3 separate regions of the Mus musculus genome follow, and all the other regions are linked to region 2. Evidence: chromatin loops called from intact Hi-C (ENCODE). Cell type or tissue: heart. All regions are shown on one strand.

Region 1 (8,000 bases), 380 kb after region 2:
AGGAATTATCCCGGCATCCTCAGCTGCTCTCTGGTCTCCCAGGCTCTGCTCTGTATCAGTTACCAACTTCCAACATGGTGTCTGATATCAGCAGCATGTGTCCCTGCCCTGCTGGTCTTCTTGGGTCTCTGCTGTGTCTCAGGTAGTGCTACGGGGGAAGAAGCGCCACCCTTGCTCAGTACCCAGCAGTTACTTTTGGAGCACAGGGTTGGGGCTAGCACACACACCTGGGTTTTCTCTGCAGCCCCAGCAGGGCAGTAGCTTCTGTGGTCTCACGTCCCCACCCAGAGGCACTTCAGAGACTCAGCAACCTGTGCCAGGCTGAGGCAGAGAGAAGCTTGCCTGCCTTTCATCGCAGGCAGGAACCGGAAGCAACTCTGAACCCAGGTGGCCCCCTAGCCCTTTGGCTTTCTGGCTTCTACTAAGGACGGACATCTGTCAAAGCAACCACTCAGCTTTTTAGCAACTTCCTTGCAGTATTTCTGACCCCACATACAACCTACCAAAGCCATAGCCAGGGATCTATGTGGTTCCAGCAGGTTTTGTCCCAATACCTCCCAATGCCCTGTTATGGAACTTTTTAGTTAAAGAACCCAGTGCAGAGAGGCCAGGCAGTTAAGCTTGGTCAGGTCAAGATATTTGTGCAGGAACAGAAACCCTAAGACAATGGGTTAAGCCCCGCCCCTAGCCCCTCTCACTACACAGCGGAGAACAAAGGGGCCAAACACCAGCATTCCAGCAGGAGCATCTGTTTATTGGTATCATTATTAAGCCACTTCCCAGCAGTCACTGCAGAAATAAGAACAGGACTTGGCTTCTAAGGTTCTAAAGTAACAGACATCACAAACACAGCACTGGGGACATTCATGACTGCACACGGGCTTTCCACCTCTGGTCAGGGTGATGGCGCCTCCTGGTTCCCACAATGCACCTGTTCCTTCTGATCATCCCTGGAGACTTACAGACGTGGACAGGGGCCTGCATCCTCCCCAACCTGCTCCACACACGACCTCATCCCTGAAGAGACGCTTGCTTGCTGAGCATCCAAGCATCCCACCGGCGCCACAGATGCTCCGACAGGCAAGCTGCAGTCTGGTGACAAGACAGGTAGCACCGAAGGGTGGCTTCTGCTTCCTCATCACGAAGTAAACACGACACGTTTTTATTCTTTTTTTTTTTTTCTTCTTCTTCTTTTGTAAGGAAAGAAAATTTCTTTAAAAAATATATGGCACTAGAGTGTAAAACTATACACCTGCATCCAGTGACGCCCCCATAGCTCTCGGAGCCTCCGCCTGGCTCCTGTCAGATGTAGAGCTGGTGGGAGGCCAGAGTGTCCATGAAAGGGCGCACCAGGTTGTCTGTGGAGAAGTAGAAGATGAGTCCAAAGGTGATGGAGATGGGGAGGGCGGGCAGAGCCTTCTTGAACACAGCAAGCAGCAGGAGGGTGAGACACAAGCCCTGCAGGAAGGACATCAAGGTGAGGGAACTCGGTGACATGACCTTGTGGGTGGTGTAATCCTGAGACTAGCCCGAACGGCCACAGACATGTGCTGTCTCTTAGAGATATGCAATTGCCCCTCAAGATGCACGGGGCAGGGCTCCCCCCCACCCCAGTCAGGACACCTGCATATTGGTTACTAGGTGGACAGAGCCCTGGACAGGCCATAGGGCTTCCCCATCTAGGGACAGTGGGCAAATAGATGGTGGGAGCCTCTCTCCAGGGACTGGAGTTTTGTTGTTTTATTTTGTTTGCATTTACAAGAGACCCAGATGAGCTGAAATGAAACCCTCTGAGATTCTCAGCAGCAGTCACCAATGAAATCATAGGTGTTGTGTAAGCCGTCCCTTTGGAAGCAAGCATGGTGGTGGCCGTTTCTACCTCTACCCTTGGTGTCTAGGGTGAGGGCAAATCACCAAAGTGCCTGCCCTGCCCTTGGAACAACGGGTCCCAAGTCAGACAGCATGGAAGGGGAGGAACCCCAGGTCTGTTATCCCATCCCTGACACACATGTGGACAGAGACAAGCTCTTCTGGTCACTGGACAAAGCACCAGGCTCCCACCTAAGGGCAGCACAAGGTGCTGCAGCCTTCTCAGGGACTCTTCTGACATCTAAAAGAAGCATCCTCTAAGATGACATTGCAGGGTATGTCTCCCAGCTTGAGTGCCAACCATCAGAGCCTCCAGACTACTGCTGGGGTTGGAAGACCCAGGTTTCAGCATCCCTTGGGGTCCTGATGGCACTGAGAATATGCAGCTGTGGAATGGGAGGGGAGACCTTTCCGCTCCTCCCTGCTTCCATGGGTAAAAGCCTTTGGCTATTTCATCACCCATAAATCTCAGACAATCCACGATCGGAGGAACCAAGGGACAAGGGCCTAAAGCTCTCATCCAGGTCCTGGCATAAGATACATATGGTGAGTGAGATCCAAGCCTCCCACTCCATCCCGGGTGCTCTCTCTCAGGAGGGAGCACACCTTGGACACCCCTCCCCTCGATGCCTTTGCCCTAAGAGGGGAGACAGCAACAATAAATGACCCACGAGTGCCCACACCCACCACACAGCCCACTCACAATGAGGATGGCGATAAAACAGGCCAGCGTAGTGTTCCAGTCTCCGTTGCCAGTGGCTGCAGCCTTGCCCACCAGGACGCTGTAGAAGATGAAGTCTCCCAGGCCGAGCTTCACGCCCCCTGTGTGGAGAAGAGAAAGTGGTCCCTGTCCAATCCAACTGATAGGAAACCTCGGCAGGAAGCAGGCAAAAGAAAGAAAAAAAAAAAAAAAAAAGAAAAAAAAAAAGGAAGTGAGGGGCCAGGACTTGAGCCAAGCGACCCAGCAAGAGTGTCGTGATGAGAGATTCCCTCAGCTGCAGTATGCAGTATTGCAGACTAGCGACAAGATGGACTTCCTAGAAAAAGTCTGGGGGCATCGGGGTGTGGGGATGGGACCACGGACTGAGTGACTGGCAGCCTAGGCAGAAGCCTGGTACCTCAGGGAGTCACTTGGTTAGGAGAGACCACTGGGACTGCAGGCTGCGGTGCAGTTTGGCATAGCATCTGACTAAAGGTATTTTTAAATAAACTTGTGAAGCAGGCCATCTGAACGCGGGCACCTTACTTTCCTCCTCCTCCTCCAGCTCCTCCCCTGGGTAGCCAGGCAGGGGGGCTTCGAAGGCTTCAGGGTATGAGGGTTCTCCAAAACTGTCGTAGGAGTCTTCTTCTAAGTGTCCAGGAACAAAGGGCCGCCGTCATCGCCACCGTCATCATATAGCATGAAGAGTGGCAGGGAGAGACAAAGGCTGGTCAGATGGTACAAAAATCCAGAAGATTCGCCAGGTCCCTCCCATGTCAAGGCTCCCCGGAACTGCCCACCACCAACATCCAGCAAAACTGAGGTGGGAAACTAAGGCTCGGGAGGGGCAATCTACCCCTCACTCCCTCTCTGAGACAGGTGTCAGAGTCTGGCCGTCAGGCAGTGCCACTCTGCCATGCTGAACCTTAATTCACAGAGGGACCTGCCAAGCAAGGTGCAGTCAAGGCGTTCCCTGGACATGGCTGTGAACCCCATACTCACCCATCTCTGGGTCATAGGGGAGCTGCAGCGCTCCTTGAGAGGAGGGGTCCAGCTTTGCCATGCCCACCGTCCACACCATGGCAGCTACAGGAAGAGCAAAGGGACACAATGCCTCAGGTAGTACTGACCTGGAGGAAGTGGAGCCGGGCTATCTATGTCCCCAGAAAGCCTGCAGAGCACCTCTGTCCCGAGGCTGTGCTCAGGCTTGGCTGATCGAGGCTGGGGGTCAGGGGGAGGGGAGGGTGAAGTTCAGGGACACTGGCTAGGTGGGGACTGACATTTCACCTTTGTCCTTTTGCAATCCTCTCAAGCAACACTGGCAATAATGGTGCTCAGTGAGCGGCTTGGTGAACTGCATCTTTAAAAACGTGTCTTATTTTTCAGGCTTCAGTTTATTACAAAAAGGGAGGCGTGGAAATTGTTTACATGATGAAATAGCTCTTGTGGCACCATTTCAACAGTAATTTCGGTCTGCTCACTGTCCAGGAACGTCACTGCCTCCAAGTAAGAAATAATCTTTGTCGTCTAGAACTACTTTGGTGTCTCCGTGTTCTAGGAGACAAACCTGTCTCCAGCTTTCACACTGACCGGTTGAACCCCTCCACCCTTCCTTTAGAGCCCTGTCTACTACTACTATAACTACTACTCTTGCTTGCCAAATTCTTTCATGGGATTTTTCTGAACTTAAAATGCTGCCTTTGGTTACAGTTACAGCTGCCCTCCTTCAATCAAGACTGTCAAAAGGCAGAAGAAACCTAAAAGCCTGTCTGTCCTCAGGCCACTGCAGCTAGAACCTAGATTGTCTTTAAAAGGAAGTGCAACATAAAAATGTAACCATAGGGGTTAGAGAGAGGGCTGTGGTTAAAAACCGCTTGAAGAGGTCCTGGGTTCACTTCCCAGCACCCACATGGCAGCTCACAAGAGTCTGTAACTTCAATTCAACGGGAATCCAATGCCCTCTTGTGGCCTCCATGGGTACTGCAGGCAAACTAACATTTGCAGGGCAAATCTTTTCAAAACAAGTTTTTAAAAATTCAGTCCTTGGAGGAGATGAAGGGGTTTGCAACCCCATAGGAAGAACAACAATGTCAACTAACCAGACCCCCCCCCAGAGCTCCCAGGGACTAAACTACCAACCAAGAGTACACATGAAGGGACCTATGGGCTCCAGCTGCATATGTAGCAGAGGATGGCCTTATCTGACATCAGTGGGAGGAGAAGCTCTTGGCTCTGTGGAAGCTCAATGCCCCAGCATAGGGGGATGCTAGAGCAGTGAGGCGGGAGTGGGTGGGTGGGTAGGGAGCACCCTCATAGAGGCAAGGGGAGGTGGGATGGAATGGTGGGGTTTGAGGAGGGGAAACCGGGAAGGGGGGCATTTGAAATGTAAATTAATAAAACAACCAATTTTTTAAAAAAAGGAAATGATTTTCAGTCCTGAGGCTGAAGAGCTGGCTCGGTGGCTGAGAGCACTTGCTGCTCAATCATGAGAAGCAGGGCTCACACTCCTGTGCCCTTTAACAAGCCAGTGGCCCTGTAAATGCCTCTCATACTAGCTCTGAGGGAGCGGATGTCTTCCTTCTGGCCTCTGTACATGGGGTGTATGCATGATCGTATGCTCATACAGACACGTATGCACACCCAAACTAAACACTTTTAAATGCAGTGCCTGCATCCCTGTGTATTCAGATCTGCGAAAAAAAACCCAGCTCTAAACCTTACAAGATGGGAATCCAAGCTCACTGATGGTCCCTCCCTGCCTCGGCCACTGTATCAAGCACCCACTCTATTTTACGTCTGTGACTTTGCCTCCTCTTGCTGCCTCCTTAATCACACCATGCCTGTCCTTTTGTCGATAGCTCAATTCACTTATCCCAGGGTCCTCAAGGCTCGCCCATATCACGTGGGTCAGAGTTTCCTTCTTTTGTAAGGGGAAATGATACTCTGTTGTATGGAATTACCATATTTCAGTCATCCACTGACACTTGGAGCTTTGAATTCCTGTGAATGAAACTGATACAGACACAATGTGCACATGCTTGTTTGAACTCTGCCTGCTTTGATCCTCTTGGGTATATGGGCACAATGGAACAACTCACTGAACTGTCTCTCTCCAGCTTAGCCTCTCTTCAGAGTTTATTACTTCCTGTTTCCAGTTCCCTGCTGAGATTTCCACACTCCACAAAATCCAAAGCCCAGGCTTAATATCGCCCCCCCCCACATACCCACACCCACACAGCATCCCTGGCTCACCAGCCTGGCCCCTTCTCTGCAAAAGGCAATATGTCTTCCTTGTTCCTCGGATACAAAGCACTGCCATTAACCTTGGCTCCGTCTTACAACCCCAGCAAGTCTTGCTTGCAAACTGCCCCAGAATTCACGGCACCCCACAGTCTCCACTGGGCCCTTCCTGGGTTGTTTCTCCGTGTCCAAACCGGCTCTGGATTGTGCTGCTGTCCCAGTCTTTCAGGGGCTTACATTTCCTTCAGGAAGATGGGCCATTGTGTCACACTGTGGTCTGCAGGGCTCATACTGTCCAGACCTTCCCCTCCTACCTTTCCTGTCTGCTCTAGTCGCACTGGACTCTCTCCCTGAGCACACCTAGCCCCAGCCCACGCCCAAGCCTACCTCGGGGTCTTTGTACCAGCTGCCTCCCTTTCCTCACCCGCTGGCCTCCAGATTTGTACCTAATGCTAACCCCTACATAAGAAGTCAGGTTTTTCTGGTCAAGTGTGAGCTATGAATGAGGTCTGCTTGGCCATCTTTTGCAAAACTTGGCTGTGAAGTCCTTGACCTCTAGCCCTCCCTTGTCTTCAACAGAGCACCTGCCACCTTCTGTAAAATACCTACTTACATCCATCTACTTCCTTAGTTTACCTCCATCCTCCATCCAAGAATGAATTCTCTATGGATACAAACCTCCTTTGCACATAAGGAAACGCCCAGCCTCAGGCACTCAGACTGACCAGAGCCATCTGCCCCTTATCCTTAGAACATTTCTGGGACATGCTTTCAAGCCAAGGGGCATGCTGCAGGCAATTCTCCACTCTAAGCTTCATTCATCGTCTATTGGGATTACCCGGCTCAGCAGCGGGCTTCCAGGGTACCCGAGGCACCAGAACCCCAGAATCACAGGCTCTATACTCAGATAGCGGCCACTGCTACCACAGGGAGTGAACATCACTGGTGAACTCACATAACCATGCCTCCTGTGAGACCTCTATGCCACACACAGGAGCTACGGGTAAGTAGGAACATCTGTCAAATACATGTATAATCCCACATCCCTCTGACATGACCCAAGGCCAGGGCCAATCCCTGTGCCTTCTCTTTAGAAATGACTAACGTCCACTCTAAGCCACTGTCCATGAACCCCAGAGGGAAGTGGGGGGCCCTGCCCTCCAAAGCCTGCAGGGCTGAGTGGTGGCTACAAGCCTCTGAAGGTGGCATGTTCATGCGATGTGGTCTATAGCCAATGCAGACTGCCAGATGGTGGACAGAATATAGCCACGGGACTGTCCACACCCCTCTAGTATCCCACCTCCAACCCTGATTTCCCAATCTTCTTTCTGAGTGAGATCCAGCCCACCATGGTCTCCAGAGGTGGAACCCTCCTGCAGGTGGCGACCTCAGTGTTATGATAAGACCCTCATCTTTGGTTAAGATAGAATATATAACCTGTCAGATATCAAAACCACGGCCCACTTCCACGCCTCCACGAAAGGCCACCTGCTGACCCCCCAGTGTCTGGCAGAGGCATGGGACCACTCACATGAGTATATCAGGGCAGGAAATATGGGCTCATTTCTCTCCTGGGCAGTTTCCACCAGCATCCTCAGTGGCCCTTTGGGGCACAGCACGGCCACGAGATCTGGGAAAACAGAGACATCCTTGTTATATTCAAGGGGCCCTTTATTCCCAAGCAGCACAGAGAACCACCCCTCCATCACCAGGAACCTAAGTGAACTCTGGGCCACCATGCTGCTGGACTTGGGTCCCAAGGCCACTTATCCAGTTTGCATTGATGGAGCCGAAGCAGGTAGCTGCAGAGTGGATAGAGCGAGGTACTGAGACCCAGAAGACAGGCTCGGAAGTCTTTCTTCCCGAAGCCTCAGATTTCTCATCCTTAAAATGGGAGTTGCAGCCCTGGCCATGGCGCTCATGCTACCTCAGCAGCAGCTAGCAGTGAAGGTGGTGACAGACAGCGTCACGGGGCACCCAAGCCCGCCCTGAGGAATCAGGGGCTCAGTTTGCAGGCTGCTTGATGAGCGGCAAATGTGGGCAGTGGGAGTGGTCACTTGGGGTATGTGCTTCAAGTATCACAGAAGAAGGAAGGAAGGTTTTCATTCTTAGGACAGGAGGGGAATGTCCTGTGTGCCTTCCCACTTGTTATCATGTGAATGTGAAATGTCCCCTAAAGACTCAGGATGGT
Region 2 (8,000 bases):
TATTTTATCTGAGAGCTAAAGTGTGGATGGGGGTGCTCCAAGCCCTTGTTTCTAACGATGCATGGCTCTGTCTGTAATTCAGTCTCAGGGGCTCACAAAGCAGAACACTTCATCCCAGGTTGTATGAAGTTCTAGGTTTGATCCCCAATACTATAGAATAAGTATAAGGAAGATTTGTTCTCTTGGGACTGGAGAGATGGATCAGTTGGTAAAGTTCTTATGATGGTATGCAAGCATGTGTCCCTGAGTTTGGGACCCCAGCACAGACACAAAAAGCTGAGCCCATAGCATTGGAAATGTAAATGAAGAAAATACCTAATAAATTAAAAAAAAAAAAAAGCTGAGCCCTGCTGCCTGTCAGCCCAGCAGAGATCAAGTAGAAACATGAGGCTCCCTGGAGCTGGCTGACCCTTTTTTAAGGAAGATACTGCATGTATCAGCAGACATATGTGTATGCATATCCAAGCATACATGCACACAGCACACACACATTTAGTCTCAAAGATTTTGTGAGTATCCTTACCTAGTTCATCTGCCCACCTCTTGGCTATGGTAAAAAGTTTCTTGATTTACTATCCTACCAAAGTATAAGGGCAAAGATTTTAACTCTAAAACCAATAACTAAGGTGCTGTTTTTCCAAAGAAGGGGTTTAAAACACAGTAAGGAATTAAAACACAATGGCCACTCTGGGTGGCTGGCACCTCACAGACAGAGCACTTCTCTTGAATGAACAGCTGGCCCAGCCTGCTGCACAGTTACAGGGCGGTGCCTCAGCCCTCATCACACGTCCAGGACAAGCTGCCCCCCAAAAATCTCAAGAGTGCCCTCTGGTGTCCAAGAGCTGTCACAACTACATGACACTCAAGTAGGTGTCTGACTCCCTCCCACAGTATGACATCACCTATTCTGGAACCTGCCCCTCGCCCCCCCGGGGGGGGATTACCTGAGGGTGACTAGCCCTAGCCGCCTGCTTGACATAGTCTGGGGTCACCTGAGGGAGCCTCAGTTGAGGGATTGCCCAGATCAGATTGGCCCAGTCCACAATGGGTGGCACTATCCCTAAGAAATTGCACCTGGGCTTTATAAGAAACCTAGCTGAGTCTAAGCCAGGGGGTGAGCCAGCAAACAGAGCTCCTCTGTGGCCCCTGCCTCCAGGTTCCTGCCTCAAGTTCCTGCCCTGACTTCCCTTAGTGATGGACTGTGACCAGGAAGTATAAATAAATAAATTCTTTCCTCCTCTGAATTTGGCCAAATGTCTTATCATAACAACAAGAATTAACTAGAACAGGGGGATTCAATATTTATTTTCTTTTGTTATTTACCTATTGGCACCATCAGGATTTTACGAGTCACCAGTTCAGTGGCTGGCTTTCTTTCTTTCTTCCTTCCTTTCTTTTTTCAATTTTTTATTAGATATTTTCTTCATTTACATTTCAAATGCTATCCCGAAAGTTCCCTATACCCCCCGCCGCCGCCCTGCTCCCCTACCCACCCACTCCCACTTCTTGATCCGGGCATTCCCCTGTAATGGGGCATATAAGTGGCTTTCTTTCTGCTATGGTCCCTCCTCACTTCACCCCTCAGTTCTGCTCCCTTTATCCCACACATCATCCCCCTTACCCATCAATGCACTGCCGCCTCAGTTAATAAAGACAGTCGACTTGGCAGGATCTAGAGTTTCCTAGGACACAGATCTCTGGGCGTGCCTGCGAGGTGCTTCTAGAATGGGGTAATTTGGTGGGAGGGCCAACCCTAGATGTGGGCGGCACCTTCCGGTGGACTGGGGTCCTGGACTGAAGAAAAAGGAAGAGGCAAGCTGAGAAGGCCTTCATCTCCCCCTGCTTCCTCCACTAAGGCGGGCTGTGACTTTTCTAGGGAATGATTCTCGGGGCAGAGGCCTAGACTGCGCCAGTGACAGCTGCCTCTCAGACTCCCATACCTTCAAGCTGTGAGCCGAAATCAAACCCTTCCGTTCCTTCCTTCAGTTGCTTTTATTAGAGCAACAAGAAAAGTTACTTCCCGCGCAAGTTTCTGGTTGTGTCATGGGATGCAGACTCATGTGGCACGTTGCTGAGGTAAGACCCAGGGGAGGACACGTGAAAGCTAGCTTTGCAATGCTTAGTTGGTCTCAAGTCCTCACTGATCTTCACTTCATTGAGAGAGGCACAGTATCCTGACACTACTAATCTGGACTGCTGGTATCATGATGAACAGAGATTGGAGTTGCCCCAAAGAACTACTTCTAAACAGGCCCACGTCCCCTTGTCCTGTTTACCATCTTTTCTCCCCTACTTTTGGATGGTGGGCTAGAAGGGGGGGTGCCGGAGAGTTTGAGAACCCCTTATTAAAAGTGGGTTTTGAAAACTCTAAGCCTACAGTTATTAATGCACCGAGCAGGCCAGGCTTCACCATTCTTCTGTTTTGCATATGAAAAATCCACATAGCCTGGAGTAGTGGTGATGCCTTTAATCCCAGGATTCAGGAGGCAGAGGCAGGCAGATCTCTGTAAGTTCGAGGCCAGCCTGGTCCACATAGTGAGTTCTAGAACAGCCAAGATAGCATAGAGAGACCCTACTTGAAAGAAAGAAAGAAAGAAAGAAAGAAAGGAAGGAAGGAAGAAAGAAAGAAAGAAAGAAAGAAAGAAAGAAAGAAAGAAAAGAAAGATAGAAAGAAAATGCCTCAGGGTGTGTATGTGTGTGCGTGTATGCATGTATGTGTATATGTGTTTATATGTATGTGTGTATATATAAATACACACACATATATATGTATAGATATACGATATATACATATATATACATTGGATGTGTGTATGTATACATGTGTATATATGAAAATGTATACACGCTATATAGATCTGTGTGTATGTGATCATGTTAAATTCCTGCCTTCCAAGTGCTGGATTTATAGGTATGAGCCACTATGCCTGACTTTCATTCCAAATATTATTCAGAATTTACTACTATGTCAGATTTAATATGTCAGTGATAGTGGATTTGCAGTTTAGGGGAAATGAGATACGAATTAAATGAGTAGATACAGTCATTAGACTGTGGTACTGGCCTTGAAGATAGTGTGAGAAGTGTTAGTGGATGGCAGAAGGAGCTGAGTTTTGCAGGTCAGGGACTTTCCCTGAGCAGTGATTGATGGGAGCGCTGCTATTTGAAGGGTGAATGGGTTGAAACGGATAGAGAGGAACGGGGAGAAATTCACTCGGTGGACGGAACTGGAAAGAGTGACTTCCTGAAGGTGAGGAAGAGTTTGTGGGTGGGTCTGAGGAGTTGGGTGTTCAATGGGACCTTGGGCATCCATGAACGACTAAGTGGTTTTAAACTGGCTGCCCTGAGCAGGATGGATTGATGGGAGAAAGCTGTTTAGGAAGGAGGAGGAAGGGAGTTCCCATCAGTCGAGAGAGAAGTGGAAAAGGGAAAAGTGGGAGGAATGGCAGGAGGTGTTTTGGCTTAGAAATTGAGGACATGAAAACCTACCGGAAACGGAAGGCTCATAGCCTGCACTTTTCCTTTCTTCCTTTGCATCAAAATGGTCTGTGATTGTCACCTTCCCTCCAACTGCAGCCTCACAAAGTGGGACCTAACTTCAGGGCTGCTCGTCCCGGTGACCCTGCTCCCCAGGCAGACCTGCAGTTCTCAGATCTCCCGGGAGGTGGCAGCAAATGGAAACTAGCCGTTCACTTCCCCATCGCCCAGCCTAGCTTCCCGCCCAGGACTTCTTGGAAAATTCCTCCCCCCAACCCCCCATTCCAGTTTCTCTAAAAAGGTCTTTCTGAGCAGCCTCGGCCGCCTGAGGGTGTGACTTATCCGGGGAATGTTTCCCGGGACAGAGGCCTCGACTGAGTCAGTAATTTTTGTGGCGGGCCCTCCTTTATTTTTGGTTGCGGCCGCTTTACACAGGCTTCCTGCGACAGCGCTGTCCTTTCCCAGCCAAGCTGCCGACCAACAGGGACATTCTTTCTAGACTACCTCAGACCTGAGGGTCAAAGAATGAGACAGGCTGAGCCCAGGTGATTCTGGAGGTGGGGGTAGACCTGGGAACGCGGTTAAAGTCTGAGCCTGCCCAGAGAGGAAGACGGGCTCCAACAGGCTATGGGATAGGCTCACAAGTGTGTAAGCAAAAGGCTGAGATTTATCAAGTAAGGTAAGGGGCAAAGAAGGAGGGTAGGCTAGCTAGCAGGTAAAGAAGTACAGCACGCATGCCATAGCCAAAGGAGCAAACTTCAGAATCCAGGGCCTGCCCTAGCCCCAGGGCTGTTTTTTGTAATTTAGTGTGCAGAGCTGAATCTACTACATGACAACCCTTGGAGGATCTGTCTTTCTTGCCAATCTGACAGGTCTGTCCTTTTCCTCCTCCTCCTGCTTTTGTTTGTTTGTTTGTTTTGTTTTGTTTTGTTTTCAGATCTCATTTGGCCCAGGCTAACCTCAAACTCACTCTAAACGTCATCTTGCCTGCCTCCACCTCCTGAGTACTGGGATTATAGGTATGCACACCTCGCCTGGTTCACTCAGTGTTCGGAATTGAGCCTGGGGAATCTGTGCATCTATCTGCTCAGTTCAGCAAACGTGAGCCGAAGATCTGAGGTGCATAGCTGTGTGTGAGAGTCGGCGCTACATGGCTGTAACAAGGTACCTGACAGAATCCACTTTGAAAAGGAAATCCATTATTTTGGCTCCTGATTTCAGAAGTTTCAGTCCACGGTTGTCCGCCCTCTGCTCTGAGCCTGTGGTGGCACAGGTCATGACGGTGATCACACAGAGCAGAAGAGGCGCATTCACCTCGTGGCAGCTGGGAAGCAGAGAGAAAGGAAGGGGCCTCAGAGCACCCTCGGACACCTAACTTCCTTCTATCGGGCACCACCCCAGCAACATCACAGGCTGGTGACCAAGTTTCTAACACACAGACCTTGGGGGAACATTTGGGACCAGAATTATGGCAACAGCGCATCCATCCTTTAATCCAAAGACTCTGCAAGGATATCATGATTTATACTATCAGATACTGCTAATTTTGAACCCTGATGCTCACAGATCATCTCTAACAGGCCTTGTAGAATAGTTCCATGTTTTTGGTATCTTGGATTTCCTGGTACTAGCAAACATGATATGATTTTGTCTATGGCCACTTCTCTTTGCCTCCAGCTTCCTGTGTTCCAGCCACCTTGAATAACTTGAAATTGTCAGCCAGCTATCTATCTACCTATCTATCTATCTATCTATCATCTATCTATTATCATCTATTTATCTATATATCTCTATCTCTATCTCACACCCACATTTTTGCTAATTGCCTCTATTACCTGAGATAGTTCTTGACCAGTTACAGCAGGCACGGTTCTCCAGAGCAGTAGAACCAGAAGGGTACGTGTATAAACTAGGAGAAGTTCCACAGTCCGCGGTCTGCTGGTTAGTGACATAATTCAGTCTGAGTCCCAGGACCTGAGAACAAGGAGCACTGACTGGTGTTGAAGGGGAGGGAATATGGATGTTCTGACCCCAAAACAATAACTACACGTATACTTTGTGATGGTGAGTGTGACTTGTCAACCTGGCACAATCTAGAGGATCTGGAAGTTGGGTGTGTGCATGTGTGTGTATGTGTGTGCACTCGTTGGGTGTGTGCATGTGTGTGTATGTGTGTGCACTCGTTGGGTGTGTGCATGTGTGTGTATGTGTGTGCACTCATTGGGTGTGTGCATGTGTGTGTATGTGTGTGCACTCACCCGTGGAAGATAGTCTTGATTGTGTTCAGAGGTGGGAAGCTACCTCTGTGGGGGAGCCATTCCCTGACAGAGGTCCTGAATTGTGTAACTGGAGAAAGATTGCTGAGCAGTTGACAGACATGTGTTCATCCCACTCTGCTTCCTGTTGGAGAGGCAGTGTGACCAAGCTGCCTTGTCGTTTCTGCCGTGGGCCGGGCATCTGGAACTGTGAGCTGAAATAAGCCCTTTCTCTCTGGAGTTGATTTTGTCAGGGTGCTTTATCACAGCAACAAAAAAGGAATGAGGGGCTGGAGAGACGGCTCGGCGGTTAAGAGCTCTTCCAGAGGACTTGAGTTCATTTCCTAGCAACCACATGGTGGCTCACAACCATCTGTAGTGGGATCTGATGCTCTCTTCTGGTGTGTCTGAAAATAGCAACAGTGTACTCACAGACATGAAATAGACAAATAAATACATCTTAAAAATAAATAAATAAATAAATCTTAGAAGAAGAAGAAGAAGGAGGAGGAGGAGGAGGAGGAGGAGGAGGGGAGGGGGAGGAGGAAGAAGAGGAAGAGGAGGAGGAGAAGGCATCCATCATCTCCCCTTTTGCTTTACTCAGGACTTCAAGGGTTTTCCCTGCAGTGCATGCACACACACTGTTCATTAAGTTCTCTATCCTCTAGACCACTAGGAACTTTGTGCACACACACAATCACAGAGGAAAATTTGATTCATTTTATCTCATGGAAGAACCTAGAAGATGATGTGTTAAGTAAAACCACACACACACACACACACACACACACACACACACACACAGACACAAAGGAAAATTTGGTTCATTCTATCTCATGGAAGAACCCAGAAGATGATGTGTTAAGTAAAACAAGCCAGTCTCTCTCTCTCTCTCTCTCTCTCTCTCTCTCTCTCTCTCTCTCTCTCTCTCTCTCTCTCTCTCTCTTTCTCTCTCTCTCTCTCTCTCTCTCTCTCTCTCTGTCTCTGTCTCTCTGTCTCTCTCTCTCTCTCACATACACAAGACAAATATTATGTTATTCTATCTCTACTGAGAGGTCTACATTGACCAAACTCATAGAAATGAAAAGTAGAATGTCAGCTGCCAAGATGTGGAGAGAGGGCAGAGGGGGAGTAGTGGCCGAGTGGTTATGGTAGAATCTCAGTTTTGTAAGGTAAAGAGCTCTCACAATAGATGGTGGGGATGGCCGCATGTCAACGTAAAGGTACCTAATGCCTCTAGACTCTATGCTGAAAATGGTTACTGTTGGGGCTGATGAAATGGCTCACCGAGTAAAGGTGATTGCTGTGCAAGCCTGGTGGCCCCAGTTCAATACCCAGAACCCATTGAAAAGGTGGAAGGAGTGATCCAGTTCTACAGGATTGGCCTCTGGCCTCCACAGTGCACCATCCTCTGCTAGTGAAAAGCAACGTAAAATAAAATAAAATATTATTTATTTTTATTTTGCAGTGCCAGGGATCAAACCCAAGGCCTTTAAACATGATAGACAAGTGCTCCATCATTGGACTTCACTGCCAGTAGTGGTTACAATTTCTAAAAAGCCAAAAGTGGGAGTGGGGGTGGGGGTGTAAATTGTAGCCATGTTCATTTTATTACAGGGTCTCCAGCAGTCAAGGCTGGCCTGGAACTTTCTATGTGGTCAGGCTAGCCTTGAACCTGTGATCCTCCTGCCTCTGCCTGCTGAGTGGTGAGATCACACATGTGTGCTGTTACATCAGACTGCATTGTAATTTTTAAAAATAAAAATCAACTAGAGCCACAGATAACAGTTATGAATATGGAAGTTGTGGTCTCAATAGAAAGAATAGAGGGGACAAGCTGCGGGCTGCAGGGGCTGGTAAAGTCAGAGAAGGGGGAGGAGAGAAAAAGGAAGACGAGGAGGAGAAGGAGGAGGAGGAGGAGAAGAGGAAGAGGAAAAGGAAAAGGAAGAGGAAAAGGAAGAAACAATAGGGGTACAAAGTAGGAAGGAGATCTAGCCTAGAGGTGCAGGGAGGAGAGGCAGCCTAGACTGTGCTGGATATAGGGCAGAGGGAGTCCTGTATTTCTCGTTAGAGAACTCACTTTCATGACCTGGATAAACTCAGCTTCAGATCACAGTAGGATAGAACCTAGATTGCAGTTGGATGAACAGGGTGTAGGTCTAGGGAGGAGGGGCAAGTATGGCTGAGAGGAGGCAGAGAAGAAGGTGACAGAGAGAGGCAGCCTGACATCAGGTGTCAACAAGATCCCGAGGGGATTTTTGCAACTTG
Region 3 (8,000 bases), 340 kb before region 2:
TGAGAGCCTCCTGTGGGCAGGTGCTGGGTAGCCCTGCACTGCCCTCCCCACGCCCCAGTGCTTCTACACTGTCTGCCCATACTCCTGTCCATACTCACCCAGAGGAGCATCTGATCTCCTAAAGCTAAAGTTACAGATGGCTGAGAGCCACAGTGTGGATGCTGGGGACTGAACCCAGGTCCTCTGCAAGAGCAGCAGGTGCATGTAACCGCTGAGCCGTAAACTCCCCGCTGTTAACCTCTTGTATACAAAGGTCCATTTATAGATACATCAGTGGCTACAAAGTTACATTATGGTTTACCTTATTTCATCTGTGTGTGTGTGTGTGTGTGTGTACATGTGTGTATGTGTACATATATATGTTTACAAGTGTAGGAGTCGGGGAAAACTTACAGGAGTGAGTTCTGCACATCTTTTGTCAGTTACAGGGATTAACCTAAGGTCACCAGGTGACTCAGCAGCAAGACCCTACCCACCCAGCCACCTCACCAACCGCCATCAGCAGCCACCTCACCAACCGCCATCAGTTTTATTCAGCACACTTAGTGTGACATGTTCTCAGTACCAGGCCCTCACCCTACTTTTCTTTTTCTGAGTCCACAGCCAGATTCCTTCTTGGATTCACCCTTTCCTATTTCACCGTGTTTCCAGTATACAGTAACAGGTGTGTTGGGTTTGGCTTGATTTTTAGTCTCCATAAGATGACAAGGACAGTCATCCTACAGAAACATTTATATGGCTCGAGATTCTCTGTTCCAGATTCCCACCTAATGACTGTGTGTGTGTGTGTGTGTGTATGTATGTATGCATGGAGACAGAAGCACAACAGAAACACATGTAAAATTAAGAAAACATAGAGAAAGAAGCCTTCACCCTGGAGCCTAATTGAAGTCTCTCCCTCAGAGAGTGGGGAAATGCAAGAACACAATCAAAATGACAAACGCTGGGGGCTGGAGAGATGGCTCAGCAGTTAAGCGCACTGGCTGCTCTTCCAGAGGACCTGAGTTCAATTCCCAGCACACACATGGTAGCTCATGACCATTCATAAAAGGGATCGTCTGTCATGCAGGTGTATATGCAGACGAAGCACTCATATATAAATAAATAAATTTAAAAAAAAATAAACGACAAATGTTGGCCATGGTGCCACATACCTTTAATTCCAGAATTTGGGTAGATCTCTGTAAATTCTAGACCAGCATGGTCTATACATCGAAGAGCTGGCAGGAGGGGAAGGGGGAGAAGGGGGCACGCCTTTAGACCCAGGTCTCCAAAGGCAGAGGCAGGTGGATTTCTAAGTTTGAGGCCAGCCTGGTCTACATAGCTATTTCCAGGACAGCCAGAGACCATGTCTCAAAAAACAGAAAAGGAAAAGAAGGAAAAGACAAAGATGAAAATAAGTGTGAACCGTGTGAACAGCAGCAGAATCCTGTAGATTTGTAAGTGCATGTGTGAAAGCATGTAAATAACTAAACACGAGAAGACTCTTGCTGTGGTGGAGCGCTAGGCTGAGCTGTCAAGTGCAGGGGAGCAACACAGTTGGAAATCGGTAAGCAATGAACTACCCTCGGCTAATTTTCGAGGGGAGTCTTAATGAGCAGGCTAGTTGAACCATCTTAAAACCTTTCCACACAAAGTCTTAGCTGCAACACGAAGCTGAAAACAGGGAAGAAACCAAAAGGACAGGATCTGACTTACCACCACAGCCAACTGCGATGCCCGTCTAAGCCAGGGTTTCTATTGTGTGACACTCAGCCTGAACGAAAGCTACCTGGGTCACTTCTCCAGCTCCACCCTCTGCAGCACACACAGCTGTCTCTGAAGCTCAGGCGGGCTCTACTCCATGGCTGCTGCTGTCCTTGGCAGTTATTCCACAGAACTGGCATCTCCAAAATCCTGGGTCTTCTGCTGCAACTGGGCTGCACTTTCACAGCAGCCTCCCCTGGGCTCTCTTCGGGGACTCCAGCCTGGCTACACAGAGCCATGCTTCAGCTGTTCTCCACAACCCCTTCCTTCAGATCTTAAAAAACAGTTCTACCCAGGTGACTCTCACACCACTGACTCCAGTTGTGAGCATGAGGTACAACCTAGGGAACCCCTGGAGCCCAGCTTCTATGTGCTGACTCTGAGGAAACACCCCTGATTTCACCTCAACAGTGCTGGTCTCTTCCCCACCCCACCAATCCATCCAGAGACAGAATTTCTCTGTGTAGCCCTGGCTATCCTGAAATTCACTCTGTAGACCAGGCTGGCCTTGCACATCAGAGATCCACCTTCCTAACTAGCATATATCTGTAAACCCCAGACTCCACAGGTTGAATCCAGAGCTGGTAGTTCCAAGCCTGTGGCGGCACAGGCCTGGGAGCCCAGCAGTGGGGAGCTGCAGCCAGACGCAGGAGGGTCAGGTTAAAAACATCCTCAGCGGGCTGGCGAGATGGATCAGTGGTTAAGAGTGCCAGCTGCTCTTCCGAAGGTCCTGAGTTCAAATCCCACCAACCACATGGTGGCTCACAACCATCCTTAACGAAATCTGATGCCCTCTTCTGGAGTATCTGAGGACAGCTACAGTGTACTTACATATAATAAATAAATAAATAAATACATAAATAAATACATAAATACATAAATAAATAAAAATTTTTAAAAAAACATCCTCAGCTACAGAGTTTGAGACTGACCTTGGGCTACATGAAATCTAGTCTCAAAAATTAAAATAAAATGAATTAAAAATCTAAAACACAAGTGCTAGCTCCAACCTGAGTTGAGCTAGGGTGGGGCCTCACATCTATAAGCCCAGAAATCAAGAGGCTGAAGGTGGAAAGACTGTTTCAAGTCCAAGGTCAGCTTAGAATACAGAATACACAGTGAGTATCAGAGGACCTTGTTGGATAATAGTGCATCTGACTTCATAAGGTCCATCGAGGCTACAGACTGCATCCCCACCTCCGACAAGGAAAAAGAGCACAGGGTGGGGCTGTGGCTCAGTGGCAGTGTTGCCTAACATGCATGAGGCCATGGGTTCAGTCACTGCCACCAGCAACAAACAGTCACACAGAGACACATACAGCTTTCTCTAAATTTATTTAAATGGCCAATTACAGAAAGTGACAAATGCCTTAAAACACAAAAGTACAAAATAGTTTCTTCCAAACCCTCTGAAAAATCACTCTCGAGAAATAATAAGAATTCTGCTGTACCTTCAAGGCCCACTCTAAACACACAAGTACAACTCAAAACCATGCAGAGCCTGCTACCTTTCATTACTTGGTCAGTGCTGTGACTGAGCCTGTGTGTGCTGAGCTCGACCCCTGGGCTACACTCTGAGCGCCAGACATTTTATTACACACACGCACACGCACTGTTCCACAACCTGATTCATCAGTAGTGTGTCAGCCACACCTGTACAAGCAGCTCTGCCTCAGTGTTAACAGTGAAACAGTATTCCATAATCCAAACAAACCGGTTTAACCCGCCTACCAAAATGCTACACTAAATACCATTAAGTATCTGGCCCTCTGGGAAGAACTTTTGTCAAGAACTACAACTTTCATCGCTCAAGTTTCTGTTTAGGTTTTTCAAATCTTTCTGTATATTTTTGTGTTATTTATTTATTTATTTATTTATTTATTTATTTTAGAGATATGGTCTCAACGCTAGCCATCTGACTCCAAGTCAGATAACTACCTGCATCTACATCCCAAGATTAAATAGCTAGTTTTTTTTTTTTTAATTTATTTATTTTTAATGAGTGCTGTCTGCATGTACACCTGCTGGCCAGAAGGGGGCATCAGACCCCTTTATAAATGGGCATGAGCCACAATGTGGTTGCTAGGAATTGAACTCAGATATTCTGGAAGAGCAACCAGTGCTCTAAACCGCTGAGCCATCTCTCCAGCCTGAGTTTTTAATTCTTAAGATAGGTAGATAGGTAGGTTGAGTTTTGACAGGGGAGAATCCCTGTGACAGAATAAAAGTCACATGCCACCAAGCCCAGCTTTTCCTTTCCCTGTTGTCTCCTGCTTCCTTTAATTCTGATTTGTTATTTACTCACTAGGTGTTCAGTCTTACTTTCTTCCTGGTCTGCTTCCCTTACCACCTTCCCCAGGTTCCCACACAGGGAAGGCTAGCATCCAACTCAAACCTGCAGGATTAATCATCTCCACACCCAACCCCCCTCCCCCTCCCCCTCCCCCTCCCCCTCCCCCCACCCCCTCCCCCTCTCCCTCCTCCCCTTCCCCCTCCTCCTCCCCCTGACGTGCACCACGGCTGACTCCTGTGGAATGCTTCATTAAATGCTACCCACTCTGCCTCGGTTTTCTTCCTTTCAAGACAGGATCTCAGCATGGAGGACTCCAGCAATCCTGTCTTCGTCTCCCTCACTCTCACTAAAGCTCTTATGGCTCGGGAGATAACATTTATAGGACAGGAATGGCAGCCCACAACTTTAATCCCAGGTCTCAGGAGGAAGAGGCAGGCAGATCTCTGAGAGATCAGGTCCACATAGCAAGTTCCAAGACACCTAAGGCTTCATAAAGAGATCCTATCTCAAAAGTACAAAACAAAAGAAAAAGGACAGTTTGTGTTTATTTCTTTATGAAAACACCTTTTATTTTTATTTATGCATTTGTGACAGCATGGGTGTATACATGCATGTGTGCATGCGCACACAGAAGCCAGAAAGCAGCTTTGGATCACCTGGAGACTGTGGGTGTTACAGGCTGTTGTGTGTTAATCCCATTTGGGTACTGGGAACAAACTCTGGTCTCTACAAGAGGAACAAAGACTCTTCAGTCCAGAGCCATCTCTCTAGCCACAAGAAAACATAGTTTGTAATCCAAGCATGGTAGCATGCATCTGTTATCCCAGAACTTGAAAGGTGGAGTCAGGAGGATCTGAGTTCAAGGCTATCCTCGGCTAGTTAGGAGTTAGAAGACAGCCTGGAGCACATAAAACCCTCCTTCAATAATAAATAAATAGAAAGTTTATTTCAAATTAGTATGTTTTAATAAGTGTTTTGCAATGTATCAGTTTTTATTTCTCTATGCTGTAAATATTAATAGACATAAACAAAACCTCTTACACCAGATATGGTGGTATAGGCGGCCTGGATTGCCAACACTTGGGAGGTGGAAGCAGAATCAGTAGTTCAAAGTCACCCTTGACCACATGGTGATTTCCAAGCCATCCTGGGCCACAGACCTTATCTCAAAATCAAACACTGTGCTCAGCAGCTTTTTTTTTTTACTACTCAGCAGCATCTTCCTACGAAATCTGTTCCAATAAATTTTCCAGCATGTAAAGGGGCTATGTCAAAGGACAGCACACAAGAAGAGCAGCCGCCACCACAGGCATTAGCTGGCTACTGCCATCCCATGAAAGAGGAGAACAAGAACGGCACTGCTCACAGAGATTTCCAATAGCAGTCATAAGTCAAAGCAGCACAGACCGCAGCAGTGGGCAACAGAACAGTGGGAAGAAATCTGATGTCTCCATGGCAGGGGCGAGGAAATACAAACTGACAGCAGGGAGCTGGCTGGTCCTGGGGGTCTCACCATTTGCAAGCCCAGGATTAATTAACTACTGGAGAAGTCCGTAGGACACTGATTTCCAGGCACCATCCTCTACCCCCTGTCCCATGTCCTTCTTGAGCACCCGGAGCAAGCATCGAGCAGTCTGGAAATGGAAAAAAGCTTACTGCCGTGTACAGAGCAGGTCCTCCTGTCTGATAACAATGTCCTCGGCTGTGGCATTCACATGGATCAAATGTTTTCAGGCTCAGAGCTCAGCCACGCGGCCCTTTCCCAAACCACCTTGCTAAAGAAAATAAGCAAAACAACAGGAATTATGACCGTCACCTGCAAGGAAGCCTGGAAGTCATTCGTGTCCACAGTGTCCTTTTCTACCCACTAGTCACCAGTCACTCCATCTCATTCCTTCACAGGTCTCGGACCCCCAGATAAACCCATCAGCCATTACAAGGAATACCCAAGCCATGATTTCAAAACAGCGCTACAAGTATAGCCTATGAAATGATTCTACCAGTCCTCTGCCTTCAGGGCTTCCTTATGGAAAAGGAGTTTATACGAAGTCAGTAACTGGCTTGTGCCCAGCACTAACAAACTTCACAAAATTAGCTATCATATAAACTCAAATGATGTTCAAATGATTTTTTTTTTTTGGTTTTTTTTCGAGACAGGGTTTCTCTGTGTAGCCCCAGCTGTCCTGGAACTCACTCTGTAGACCAGGCTGGCCTCGAACTCAGAAATCCACCTGCCTCTGTCTCCCAAGTGCTGGGATTAAAGGTGTGCACCACCACGCCCGATGTTTCTTTTTTTTTAAGATTTATTTATTTTTTATTATATGTAAGTACACTATAGCTGTCTTCAGACACACCAGAAGAGGGAGTCAGATCTCGTTACGGATGGTTGTAAGCCACCATGTGGTTGCCGGGATTTGAACTCAGGACCTTCAGAAGAGCAGTTGGATGTTCTTACCTGTTGAGCCATCTCACCAGCCCCTGATGTTTCTTTTAAAATAAGTTTTAGATATATTCATTCTATTATTTAAGTTTTTCCAGCAGCGGCCGCCTTTCTTGGGGCTCTGTCGTACCCTCTCAAGAGTTCCCAGAATTCCAAACATAAACTATCCTCAGTTGGCAATATCATACCCCTGCTAGAGCATGAGGCAAATCATAGTCACCTGCTGTGGACAATTTGAAGCAGCCCTATATCCCACACCTGGGATTTGAAATGAAAACATATTCACATAACATTTCTGTGTGTGTGTGTGTGTGTGTGTGTGTGTGTGTGTTTTAATTCTCAGTAGTTTTCCATACAAATATGGATTTGTACCTGGTGAAGAGAGTCAGAAACCCTGGAAGTGAGTTACAGGGAGTTGCAAGCTGCTCCATCGGTCTGAGAACCAAACCCAGGTCCTCTGCAGGAGCAACCAGTGATCTCAATCAATGAGCAGTCACTGCACGCTCTGAATGTCTTTTACTCATTAGGAGTCAGGGGCACCAGGTTTCACGATTTCCACTCGGGGTAGCAAGCCAGTGTGAGAATTGACCTTTGCTAAACTAAACTATTCATTACAATACCTACCTTTCTTGGTAACTTAATTTAGAAAATTCACCCAACACCTCGATCTCTCAGATGTGTGATCATTTCAAAAATTGTTCCCCTCTAACTGTTATGCATGCCCCTAAGACATATAATGCTAAGCAGATTAGCACTTCAAGTCAATCCATTCTGTGACCATTTGTAACTGTCAATATCAAATCTTCAATAAAGTATGGTGGTTTGGATGCGAATACCCGCCCTCCACCGCCATGGGCTCATACACTCACGTACTTAGTCTCAGGATGATGAACTGTTTGTGGAGGACTAGGAGGAGTGGCCTTGTTGAAGGAGGTGTGTCACTGGAGAGGGGCTTTGTCTATCTGTCTCTGCTCACTGCCTTCCTCCTCCCCTCTGTCCCATCCCCCCGCCCCCCATCCCTCCCTTCTTGGCCTGCTGCCTACAGATCAGGATGTAAACCTGTCCGCTACAGCTACAGGGCCATGCCTGCCTGCTTTTCGCCATGATCATGGACCAGCGCTCTGAAACTGTAAGCAAGCCCCAATTAACTGCTTCCTTGTGTGAGTTATCTTGCTCTTGGTATCGCCTCACAGCAACCGAACAAAAACTAGGCAAGGAAAAACAAAGACCACCAAGCTCAGAAGAGAAGGCTGTTGAGGCTGACTCCTATAATCACAATCACGGCGTTGGGGTCAGATGAGGCAGGCCTTCCGGGAGGTCAAGGTCAGCTACAGGATATCTGGAGTTCCAGACTAGCCTGAGTTGAACAGCTTAACTGGTTAAGTGCTTGCCTTGCAAGTGTAAAGAGCTAAGATCAGTCCCTGAGGACCTACCTATACAGAAGCCAGGAATGATGCACATTCTTGTTATCTCAGAGCAAGAGAAGTAGCTAGGGAGCCTAGTCTACTTGGTAAGTCCAGG

Evidence for each region. Peaks named below come from ENCODE experiments on the same cell type or tissue, not always from the same donor. Only the 100,000 strongest peaks of a DNase experiment are listed, where the experiment ranks them.
Region 1: it touches region 2 in a loop (4-fold over the local background); 9 of 42 quality-filtered maps call a loop at or near these places.
Region 3: it touches region 2 in a loop (4-fold over the local background); 4 of 42 quality-filtered maps call a loop at or near these places.

The regions. Positions count from the first base shown.
Region 1 is chr1:180,226,271-180,234,270 of GRCm38, forward strand. It overlaps Psen2 (presenilin 2), which reads right to left. Exons shown (of 11, transcript NM_001128605.1): 7 at 7,341-7,439; 8 at 3,572-3,655; 9 at 3,116-3,217; 10 at 2,573-2,691; 11 at 734-1,458. The coding sequence ends at 1,303. Among named protein-coding and RNA genes, the nearest start is that of Gm37336, 7.9 kb to the left of the region's middle. In heart, CTCF peaks have their summits at 289 and 4,537 (motif pointing left); no DNase peak of the experiment used is centred here; H3K4me3 peaks cover 532 bases; H3K27ac peaks cover 665 bases.
Region 2 is chr1:179,844,229-179,852,228 of GRCm38, forward strand. No RefSeq gene overlaps it. Among named protein-coding and RNA genes, the nearest start is that of Gm31668, 30 kb to the right of the region's middle. In heart, CTCF peaks have their summits at 835 (motif pointing left), 1,037 and 3,643 (motif pointing right); DNase peaks (open chromatin) are centred at 853, 1,786 and 3,723; H3K4me3 peaks cover 963 bases; H3K27ac peaks cover 755 bases.
Region 3 is chr1:179,503,322-179,511,321 of GRCm38, forward strand. All of the region lies in intron 1 of Smyd3 (SET and MYND domain containing 3), which reads right to left. Among named protein-coding and RNA genes, the nearest start is that of Smyd3, 11 kb to the right of the region's middle. In heart, a CTCF peak has its summit at 3,777 (motif pointing right); no DNase peak of the experiment used is centred here.